2 separate regions of the Homo sapiens genome follow, and region 2 is linked to region 1. Evidence: read pairs that join two places in POLR2A ChIA-PET (ENCODE). Cell type or tissue: PC-9. All regions are shown on one strand. Each heading gives the region's core, and the rest is flanking DNA. Links, peaks and the distances in the headings are about the cores only. Region 1 has its middle 10 kb from the start of CCDC83. Region 2 overlaps HIKESHI (heat shock protein nuclear import factor hikeshi).

The links. ChIA-PET counts read pairs that join two places held together with the same protein. Peaks named below come from ENCODE experiments on the same cell type or tissue, not always from the same donor. Only the 100,000 strongest peaks of a DNase experiment are listed, where the experiment ranks them.
Region 2: POLR2A ChIA-PET joins it to region 1 with 8 read pairs; 2 of 35 experiments call an interaction of 5 or more read pairs at or near these places.

What each region holds. Positions count from the first base shown.
Region 1 is chr11:85,842,500-85,847,882 of GRCh38, forward strand. It overlaps a transcript of SYTL2 not described here. Among named protein-coding and RNA genes, the nearest start is that of CCDC83, 10 kb to the right of the region's middle. In PC-9, for the core only: no CTCF peak of the experiment used is centred there; DNase peaks (open chromatin) are centred at 2,132 and 2,722; H3K4me3 peaks cover 368 bases; H3K27ac peaks cover 2,939 bases.
Region 2 is chr11:86,319,887-86,325,269 of GRCh38, forward strand. The region is part of intron 2 of HIKESHI (heat shock protein nuclear import factor hikeshi); the gene reads left to right. It also overlaps the pseudogene RN7SL225P. Among named protein-coding and RNA genes, the nearest start is that of HIKESHI, 20 kb to the left of the region's middle. In PC-9, for the core only: no CTCF peak of the experiment used is centred there; no DNase peak of the experiment used is centred there.

The sequences.
Region 1 (5,383 bases), core at 197-5,196:
ATAACTTGTTTGTTAGCGTATCCTGATTGGCTTTTCTTCCTCCCTCATCTCCCCATTTTCCTACCATAGCTTTCTAAGACTCCCTCCCTAATAAACTACTTGCACTAAAACCCCCATATAAGGGTGTTTTTGGGGGAACCCAACTGGAGCATATAACAAGGGGACCTGACCTAGACCTGGGTGGGCCTGGATCTTGGAGGGCCTTATCAGCCATGTCAGAAACTCTTTCCTAAGAGATCTGTGGAAAGTCATTTATGGTCTTAAACAAGGGAATGGGTCTGTGGAAGAATGCGAAGACAGGAATGAATTCAGGATAGCTGGGTAGGAAGCCATCTCATCAGTCAACTCAGGAAAGATTGGGACCTGTACTAGGGAGGAGGCAGTGAAGAGAGAGCCTACCATAGTGCCTAGCTCATAGTAGCTGCTCAACAAATATCATCCAAAATACTTTTGGATGAAAATTAATGACTCGGTTAAATCTACTGTAGAATGTGTTCAGTTCCAGCTGTGGCCAATGGAATCTGTCAATAGACTGCTGAAACTTGAAGCTTGTTTAGATCTGGAGGTGAGGAAAATTAAAGAGTCTAAAATGGGCCAGGCATGGTGGCTCATGCCTATAATCCCAGCACTTTGGGAGGCCGAGGCGGGCAGATCACTCGAGGTCTGGAGTTCAAGACCAGCCTGGCCAACATGGTGAAACCCTGTCTGTAATAAAAACACAAATTGGGTGTGCTGACACACTCTTGAAATCCCAGTTACTTGGGAGGCTGAGGCAGAAGAATTACTCGAACCTGGGAGGCAGAGGTTGCAGTGAGCCAAGATCATGCCACTGCACTCCAGCCTGGGTGACAGAGCAAGATTCTGTCTCAAAAATAAAAATAAAATAAAAAATAACAGTCTAGAATGACTCCTAATCTTCAGGTTTGAAAAGCTAAGTGGAGGCTGGTGTCATTTACTAAATACGGAACATAGCCTTGAGGAGGAGGGGCAAATTGGAGGGGGTGGAAGATAATGAGTTTGGGGCATGGTGCGACTGTGAGCCATCTAACTGATGCTGAGTGTGTGTGTGCAGGCTTGGAGCTGGGTCCAAGATGCATATTTGGGTCCCATCAAATTTAGACACTAACTAGGTGGAGAAAGCCCTCTCTGGTTACATGGGAAATGTGACACAGAAAAGTTTCACATTCTCCTACTTTCCAGCATTCTCACATAACAGTTAAAAGGCTACAAGGAAGAATTAACATTTATTGAGAACCTACTATGTGCCAGGAATTGTACCCAGTAATCTTCAGAACAGCCCTGAGAAGTATGCAATATTATGTCCATTTTATAGATAAGGAAATTGAGACACAGAAAGGTAGAGTAACTCATCCAAGGTCACACAACTAGTAAGCAGCTTCAGAACCCTGAACTGACCCCAAGTTCATGTTCTTAAACAAAATAAGCATCAACAAAGTGTGGTTACAGAAAGTATATCTCTCAGTCTCACCAGATGCCTCAGTGGGTAGTTCCCAAAGTCAGGGGCATTCGATAGAAGAAGGATTTTTCAATTTCAGGGTCAAAGAATATTCTTCTCTGCAATACCCCTTTCAACTGTTGATGGCTTCACTTGGACAGCCTCCTCTCCAAGCAGTCCCCCTGTTGGTGACTCTATCGTGTAAGCCCTAGCTGAAGCCTCTCAATTTCTGTCTCAGTAAATTTGCCTTTTGTAGACATTTCATTTACATAGAATAAGAAAGTGGTCTTCTGGCAGTGGGTGTTCTTAGCTAGTGTGCTGTATAAAGGGTAAAATAGTATGTCCTCAAAACCATATGAAGCGTGTAGGGAGTAATTCACAACCTTATTATTCCCTTATTTAAAAATGGAGCACAGTACCTTGGGTTTGCTAATATTGGTACATATTCCTGAAAATGTCATTTTATTTTCCTTTCCATAAACACAGTTCTTAAAATATGGAAGTTAGAATGTATACTGCCTCATTCTCCAGATGTGAGGTAGTGTTACTCCACATATTCTCTGGTGGTGTGGTAATAGTAGTTTCATAGACTACTTCCTGGTGTGGAGGTGGGCATCTCACCTGAGTCATAGAAGACTTCAGAGATTAGGCAAGCTGATAACTTGAGCCAAAGAGATGAGGTCATTCTTTTTGCCAGTCACTGCAATCTTGCAAAGGGCAGAGCCTGAGACAAGCTCCTTGGACCAGAAACTGGAACCAAGTGAGTGACCCTTAGGCAAAAGAAAGATTGAAACTGTGGTCAGTGGAACTCATTCTGGAACCTGACCCTGTCCTGCCTGTTCCCAGCCTCCTCTACACTTGCCAGAGTGAACTTCTGTCATCATCACAGAGCCTGTAATCTTCTGTATGGCTCAGAGGACCCGCCATGATTTGTCCCTACTTGCTTCTCCAGCCTCCTGTCTCACTTCTCTCCTATCCCTGGGAGCCTATTATCCAACCATGGTAATCTCTTCTGCTCCATTAGAAACTCATCATTTTCGTTTTTACCTCTAGGGCTTTGTGTTTGCAATGCCCTCTGTCCCAGGCCCTCCCACTCAATGTTCCAGTCTTCCTGCACATTGTCAAGTTCCTGCTCATTGTCAAGTTTTAATTTAGATCTCAATTCCTCTGGAAAATTTTCCCTGACTCTCAAGACTGGATTAGGTTTTCCACAGCACCTTGCTTTTACCCCTTTTCTGGAAAGTATCCAACTGTTTTATAATTGCAGAATAACTTGATTGCTCATCACTTCCCCTAAAATGAGAACTCCTTCAGGCAGAGATAGAATCTGTCCAACATCTGACCTCATGAGTTACAACAAGCTACAACTGCCCAATGAAGTTGCTCCCAAATTCCTGATCCACAGAAACTGGGAGATAATAAATGATTATTATTGTCTTGAATTGCTAAATTTTGGAGTAATTTGTTGTGCAATAATAGACAACTAATACACTAACAAAACTAATTAGTTTAAAACAACAACCTGGGCTGGGTGCAGTGGCTCATGCCTGTAATCCCAACACTTTGGGAGACTGAGGCGGGAGGATCACTTGAGCCTAGGAGTTCAAGGTGAGCCTGGGCAACACAGAGAGACCTGGTCTCTACAAAAAAAAATTAAAAATAAATAAAATAGGCCAGGCGTGGTGGCTCACACCTGTAATCCCAGCACTTTGGGAGGCCGAGGTGGGCGGATCACGAGGTCAGGAGATCGAGACCATCCTGGCTAGCACAGTGAAACCTGGTCTCTACTAATACACACACACACACAAAAATTAGCCGGGCATGGTGGCAGGCACCTGTAGTCCCAGCTACTTGGGAGGCTGAGGCAGGAGAATGGCGTGAACCTGGGAGGTGGAGCTTGCAGTGAGCCAAGATCGTGCCACTGCACTCAGCCTGGGCAACAGAGCAAGACTCTGTCTCAAAAAAAAATAATAATAAAATAAATAAATAACATAAAACCACCACCACTTTATTACAGCTCACAGATCCTGTAGGTTAGTAATTGGTGATCTCTCGCTCCTGTGGCTTCAACTGAGATTAACTCAGCTATACTTAGAGGATGGATGGGCCAGCTGGGACAGTCCAAGATGACTTTGTTCACATGTCTGGCACTTTGTGGGTTATAAGGTGGGGTCAGCTAGAATGGTGGACCACAGTACCTATACTCAGCCTCTCCAGCATGGTTGTCTCATAGGAGATAGACTTCTTACATGGCAGCTGGCTTCCTCTAGAGCAAGTATCCCAAAAGAACCATGGGGAAGCTGCATGACTTTTTATAACCTAGCCTCAGAAGTAACACAGAGTCATTTCCATACTCTCTTGCTTACAGTAGTCATAAGACCACCAGATTCAAGGAGAGGGAACAGAGATGCCACCTCTTGAAGAGAGGAGTGTTAAAGAATATGAAACCTTTATTTATTTTGTTGTTGTTTCATTTCGTTTTGTTTTTTTGAGACAGAGTTTTGCTCTTGTTACCCAGGCTGGAGTACAATGGTGCAAATTCAGCTCACTGTACCCTCTGCTTCCAGGTCCAAGCGATTCTCCTGCCTCAACTTCCCAAGTAGCTGGGATTACAGGTGTGCACCACCACACCCAGCTAATTTTGAATTTTTAGTAGAGATGCAGTTTCACCATGTTGGTCAGGCTGGTCTCAAACTCCTGACCTTAGGTGATCCACGCACCTCAGCCTCCCAAAGTGCTGGGATTACAGAGGTGAGTCACCACGCCCAGGTTGAAACTATTTTTTTTTTTTTTTTTGAGATGGAGTCTCGCTGTCGCCCAGGCTGGAGTGTGCAGTGGCACAGTCTCGCCTCACTGCAACCTCCGCCTCTCGGGTTCAAGCGATTCTCCTACCTCAGCCTCCCAAGTAGCTGGGATTTACAGGCATGCACCACCACACCCAGCTAATTTTGTATTTTCAGTAGAGATGGGGTGTCACTATGTTGGTCAGGCTGGTCTCAAACTCCTGACCTCAGGTGATCCACCTGCCTCGGCCTCCCGAAGCGCTGAGATTACAGGCATGAGCCACCGTGCCCAGCCTGAAACCATTTTAAAAAAATTAACTTTGTTAAAGTACAATTTATATACAATAAAATGTACCCATTTTAAATATATAGTTCAATGGGTTTTAACAAATCTATACACCCTTGTAACCACCACCACAATCAAGATACAGAGCATTTCCTTTATTCCGGCAAGTACTCTCCTGCCCCCTTGCAGTCAATCCCACACCCCAGCCCCTGAGCTCAGGGCCATCACTGATCTGCTTCCAGGCTTTTCTAGAATTTCATATGATACAGCATATAGTTTTCACACTTGGCTTCTTCACTTAGCTCAATTCTTTTGAGACCCATCCAGGTTGTTGCATGTATCAATAGTTATTCCCCCCACCCTTTTTTTTTTCATTCCTAAGTGCTGGCAACATTCCTTTTTTTATTAAGTAGTATTACAAGCAGCTATGAACATTCATTTTCATTTGTCTTGAATAAATATCTAAGAGTGGGTTTGCTGGGTCATACAGTATATGTGTTTAACCTTATAAGAGACTGCTAAACTGTTTTCCAAAATGGTTGCACAATTTTGTTTTTCCATCAGGAATATATGAAAGTTCCAGTTACTCCACATCCTTGCCAACACATGGTATTGTCAGTCTTTTAGGGTTAGCCATTCCAGTAGGTGTGTAGTAGTATCTCACTGTGGTTTCAATTTGCATTTGCCTGATAACTAATGATATTGAGCATCTTTTCATGTGCCAATTGGCCATGAATATATCTATTTTTTGGAGCATCTATTCAAATCTTTTGGCATTTGTAATTAGTTGGTTTTTTTCCTATTGAGCTTGAGGAATTATTTATAAATTCTAGATCCCAGTCTTCTGGCAGGTATATG
Region 2 (5,383 bases), core at 212-5,211, 480 kb after region 1:
TTGTTTGTAATTTATTAATTGAGTAGGGGTTCAAAGTGATAATATTCTAATTTTGTCATTTTTTTTAATATCTGTAAAGTCTGTAGAGATAAACTTGCATATCTACTGTTTTGTTACCCAGGGGTGGAGTTGTCATAGGAAAGGCAGGATAAATGCTTCATTCTTTCTCTTTATGTATGAATGTTCAAAAATGAGTTGATTCCCTAGCATCCTTCAAAGGTACTTAAAACAATTTTTTTAAAGAATTATGAAATCATGGATATATGTGTTTAGATATATTTGATTTATATATGATGTATTCTAACTATTGATACACCATCAGAATCCATTGGACCCAATTTTAATTTTTCAGTTTCCTTTTTAAGCAGGCTTTTATCCTTTCTTAAGAAATCTTGTAAAGAACAAAGAGGGCTGGGCATGGTGGCTCACGCCTGTAATCCCAGCACTTTGGGAGGCCGAGGCAGGTGGATCACTTGAGGTCAGGAGTTTGAGACCAGCCTGGCTAACGTGGTGAAACCCTGTCTACTAAAAACACAAAAATTAGCTGGGCGTGCTGGCAGGCGCCTGTAATCCCAGCTACTCGGGAGGCTGAGGCAGGAGAATCGTTTGAACCTGGGAGGTGGAGGTTGGAGTGAGCCAAGATCGTGCCATTGCACTCCAGCCTGGGTGACAACAGTGAAACTCTGTCTCAAAAAGCAAAGCAAAGAAAATTTATTTTTTATTAACAGATTGTGGTAGCTTTATTGATGTATAATTGACACACAGTTAATTGCACATATTTGAAGTGTACAGTTTGATAAATTTTGATATAGCTACACTTGAGAAACTGTCACCACAATCAATGAATGGACCTGTTTCCACCACCTCTTCTCCACTCTAGGCAACTACTGATGTACTTTATGTCACTATAAAATAGTTTGCATTTTCTAGAGTTTTATATAGATGAAGTCATACAGTATGCATTCTTTTTTTTGTCTGGCTTTTTTTACTCAGAATAATTATTTTTACAGTCATTCATGTTATGTCGATCCTTTTGATTGTGGTGTTCATTTTTTTCACTTTTTTTGAGACAGAGTCTCACACTGTTGCTCAGGCTGGAGTGCAATGGTGTGATCTCGGCTCACTGCAACCTCCACCTCCTGGGTTCAAGTGATTCTCCTGCCTCAGCCTCTTGAGTAGCTGGGATTATAGGCGTGCACCACCATGCCTGGCTAATTTTTGTATTTTTAGTAGAGACGAGGTTTCACCATGTTGGCCAGGCTGGTCTTGAACTCCTAACTTTGTGATCCACCCGCCTTGGCCTCCCAAAGTACTGGGATTATAGGTGTTAGCCACTGTGCCTGGCCCGTTTTTTTCACTTTTATATGGTGTTCATTCCTTTTTATTGCTGGGTAGTATTCCATTGTATGGATATGCCACAATTTGTTTAGCTGTTTGCCTGCTGATGGACATTTGGGTTGTTACTAGTTTTTGGCTCATAAAAATAAAACTGCTGTGAACAGTTGTCCGCAAATCTTTGTATGGACCTATGCTTTCATTTCTCTTGGGTTAATATCTAGGAGTAGAATGGCTGCATCATACAGTAATTAAATGTTTTACCTTTTAAGAAATTGTCAAACTACGTTCCAACATGGTTGTTTTGTTTTACATTTTTTTTTTTTGAGACCACGTGTCACTCTGTTGCCCAGGCAGGAGTGCAGTGGCATGATCTCGACTCACTGCAACCTCTGCCTCCCACGTTCAAGTGATTCTCCTGCCTCAGCTTCCTGAGTAGTTGGAATTATAGGCACCCGCCATTATGCCCGGCTGATTTTTGTATTTTTAGTAGAGATGGGGTTTCACCATGTTGGCCAAGCTGGTCTCGAACTCCTGACCTCAGGTGATCTGCCTGCCTCAGCCTCCCAAAGTGTTGGGATTACAGACGCGAGTCTCCACGCCTGGCCTTGTTTTACATTTCAACCAAGAGTGTATGAAAGTTCCAGTTCTTTCATGTTCTGATCAACACTTGGTATGGTCAGTTTTAAGCATTCTAATAGGTGTGTGGTAGTATTCCCTTGTCGTTTTAATTTGCATTTTTCTAATGACCAGTGATATTGAGCAGTTTTCTTTTTTTCTTTTTGAGACCAAGTCTCACTCTGTCACCCAGGCTGGAGTGCAGTGGTGCCATCCCAGCTCACTGCAACCTCCATCCCCAGGTTCAAGCAATTCTCCTGCCTTAGCCTCCTGAGTAGCTGGGATTACAGGTGAGCACCGCCACACCCTGCTGATTTTATATTTTTTTTAGTAGAGAGGGTTTCACCGTGCTGGTCAGGCTGATCTCGAACTCCTGACCTCAAGTGATACACCCACCTCAGCCTCCCAGAGTGCTGGGATTACAGGTGTGAGCCACCATGCCCGGCCTCCGAGCATTTTTTAATGTTCTTATTTGCTATTTATATATCTTCTCTGGTTAATATCCAAATCGTTTACATGTTTTTAATAGGGTTGTTTTCTTAAAGTTGTTTTAAGAGTTCTATATGTGTGTGTGTGTATGTATATATATGTGTATATGTATATGTGTGTGTGTGTGTATATATGTACATGTGTATATATATTCTTGATACAAGTTCCTTATCAGGTATGTGATTTGAAAGTATTTTTTCCCAGTCTGTTGCTGTTCTTTTCTCTAACAGTGTTTTTGTTTTTTCCCATCCCCTCTAGCAGTGTTTTTTGTAGAGAAGTTTTAAATTTTGATGAAGTCTAATTTTTCAGTTTGTTCTTTTCTGGGTTGTGCTTTTGATGTAAGAAATCTTTGCCTAACCCAAGGTTGCAAAGACTTTCTCCTAGAGGTTTTAATAGTTTTAGATTTTACCTTTATAACTGGGATCCAATTTGAATTAAATTTAATATTTATTGCAAGGAATCTGTCAAAAAAATTTTTTTTGGCAAATGGATATTTAGTGGTTCCAACATTGGTTGAAAAGACAAAATCATGAACATATTTTTCTGCATCCATCATCAAGCATGTTCTCTTGATACTCACTTGGGAGCTCTCAACTGCTTATTTTAAAGTAAAATATAGGCTGGGCACGGTAGCTCATGCCTATAATCCTGGCACTTAGGGAGGCCGGGGCAGGTGGATCACTTGAACTCAGGAGTTCAAGACCAGCCTGGGCAACGTAGCAAAACCCATCTCTACAAAAAATTCAAAAATTAGCTGATTGTAGTGGCTCATGCCTCTGGTCCCAGCTATTTGGGAGGCTGAGGCCTCAGGAGGATTGCTTGAGCCCAGGAGGCAGAGGTTACAGTGATCTGCAATCATACCATTGCACTCCAGCCTGGGGGACAGAGTGAGACCCTGTCTTAAAAAAAAAAAGTAAAATATAAATATATGAGTATTTATGTATTGATTTTAAAAGGAAAGAAATAAATGTAAATAGATACTTTTATAGTTTTTTTGACAAACGTGATATCAGTTGGAAAACAGAAAGATTCAGTTGGAAAACATGAAAGATTAAATAAATACTTATATCTATATAATAATCATAAGCAATACAGTAGGAGAAGCAAGCTAATTTGTACCCAGAGTACATTGCATTGATTAAGGTGAAGTTGGTCACCAGCCACTAGACCAGGACACATTGGTTGTTTTTTGAGACATACCAATCAAATTGTCAATTTAATTTCCCCCATCTTTGCCTGTTCTTGCCACAGTTTTGCCAATGTTTTGAATTTGGAATGGGGCACAGTATTTCTTTTTGGTTATTCCCTACAGGAGATGCTTAGGGAACAGTGAAAATGTTCTATCCTTTTTGTACTTTTGGCTGTCTTTTCTCTTGTGACACGTAAGAGATTGGGGAGGCACTTTAGGATCATAAGAACACAGACATTTCCTTATTGTATTATTTCATCCAATCTGGAGAAAGTTCAATAAAAAATGAGTTAATCCAATTACTGTATCTGAAACTTTAATAGTTTCTCAGTGACATATGTTTTCTCTTGTAGAGTTAAACAGTCTAAAACTCAATCCCAGAGTAATACTTGATCCAGTATGGGAAAATGGATTTGTTTTCATTATGATAATACTAGTTCTTTTATTGTCTGCTTTTTATTTTATTTTTACATTTTATTTTTATTTATTTTTTAAGAGATGTGGTCTCACTATGTTGCCCAGGCTGGAGTGCAGTGGCTATATACAGATATGATCCCGCTATTGATCAGCATGAAGTTTTGAACCTGCTCCATTCCGAACTAGGCTGTTTCACCCCTTCTTAGGCAACCTGATGGTCTCTCATTCCTAGGAGGGCACCATATTGCTACCAAACTTAGTGTGGACACCCAACCAGCGTAGTGCACTACAACCTAGAACTCCTGCGCTCAAACAGTACTCCCACCTCAGCCTCCCAAGTAGGTAGGACCGCAGATGCACACCAATATGTTTGGCCCATTGGCTTTTTAAAAAATAAATTGTTTTTCATCATTTCCATTATAACAAGACTATTCATAGTTTTATTCATGAAAACAAATTTTCAGGGCAATATTTGTGATGGTAAAGCAGAATGTTTTATTACAGAAAAATAAAGCAACTTAATATATTTAGAGACTTAGAACATACCAACATTAAACAAATGATAAAATGCTATTAAAATGTTTTGGGTGGTTCTTTACTAGTTGTTTGGAAAACTTTTTGAATGTTTAAACTGTCAGAATTCTTAATTTATATATAAAAGATTAGGCTTAGTATTCATAGTAGGAAATGGTGTATCATTAAAATATAAGAATAGGTGAATTTGTAATAGGTTTATATTTTTCAGCCTTTCAGGTGCCCTTTCAAGCTTGTGGGTTTAAGTTTGATTATATTGGGAAAACCTTGCTAACTAGCACATCAGGGTTAGGGAGAGGCTTGCTAAAGTAACTTCAGGCACTTGATTGAACTGAGAATTTATTAAGTAATAAGTCTAGCATAATTTTATGGGAGCTGGAGGGTAGAGAGTTATTCAAGTGAAACAAATTTCATGTTAAGAAATTTGGGGCCAGGTATGGTGGCTCACGCCTGTAATTTCAGCACTTCGGGAGGTTGAGGTGGATGGATCACTTGAGCCAAGGAGTTCCAGACCAACCTGCGTAACACAGTGAGAATCTGCCTCTACAAAAAATAAAAAACTTAGCCAGGCATGGTGGTACGTGCCTATAGTCCCACTACTTGGGAGGCTGAAGTGGAAGGATCACTTGAGCCTAGGAGGATGAAGCTGCAGTGAGCCAAGATCGCACCACTCTTCTCCAGCCTGGATGACAGAGTGAGACCCTGTCTCAAAAAAAAAGGAAAAAAAAAAGAGAAAAATTTTGGCAGTGCTTATGATTCTGTACTGAATGATGTGATGTGAACAGATTTCTTAACTTCACA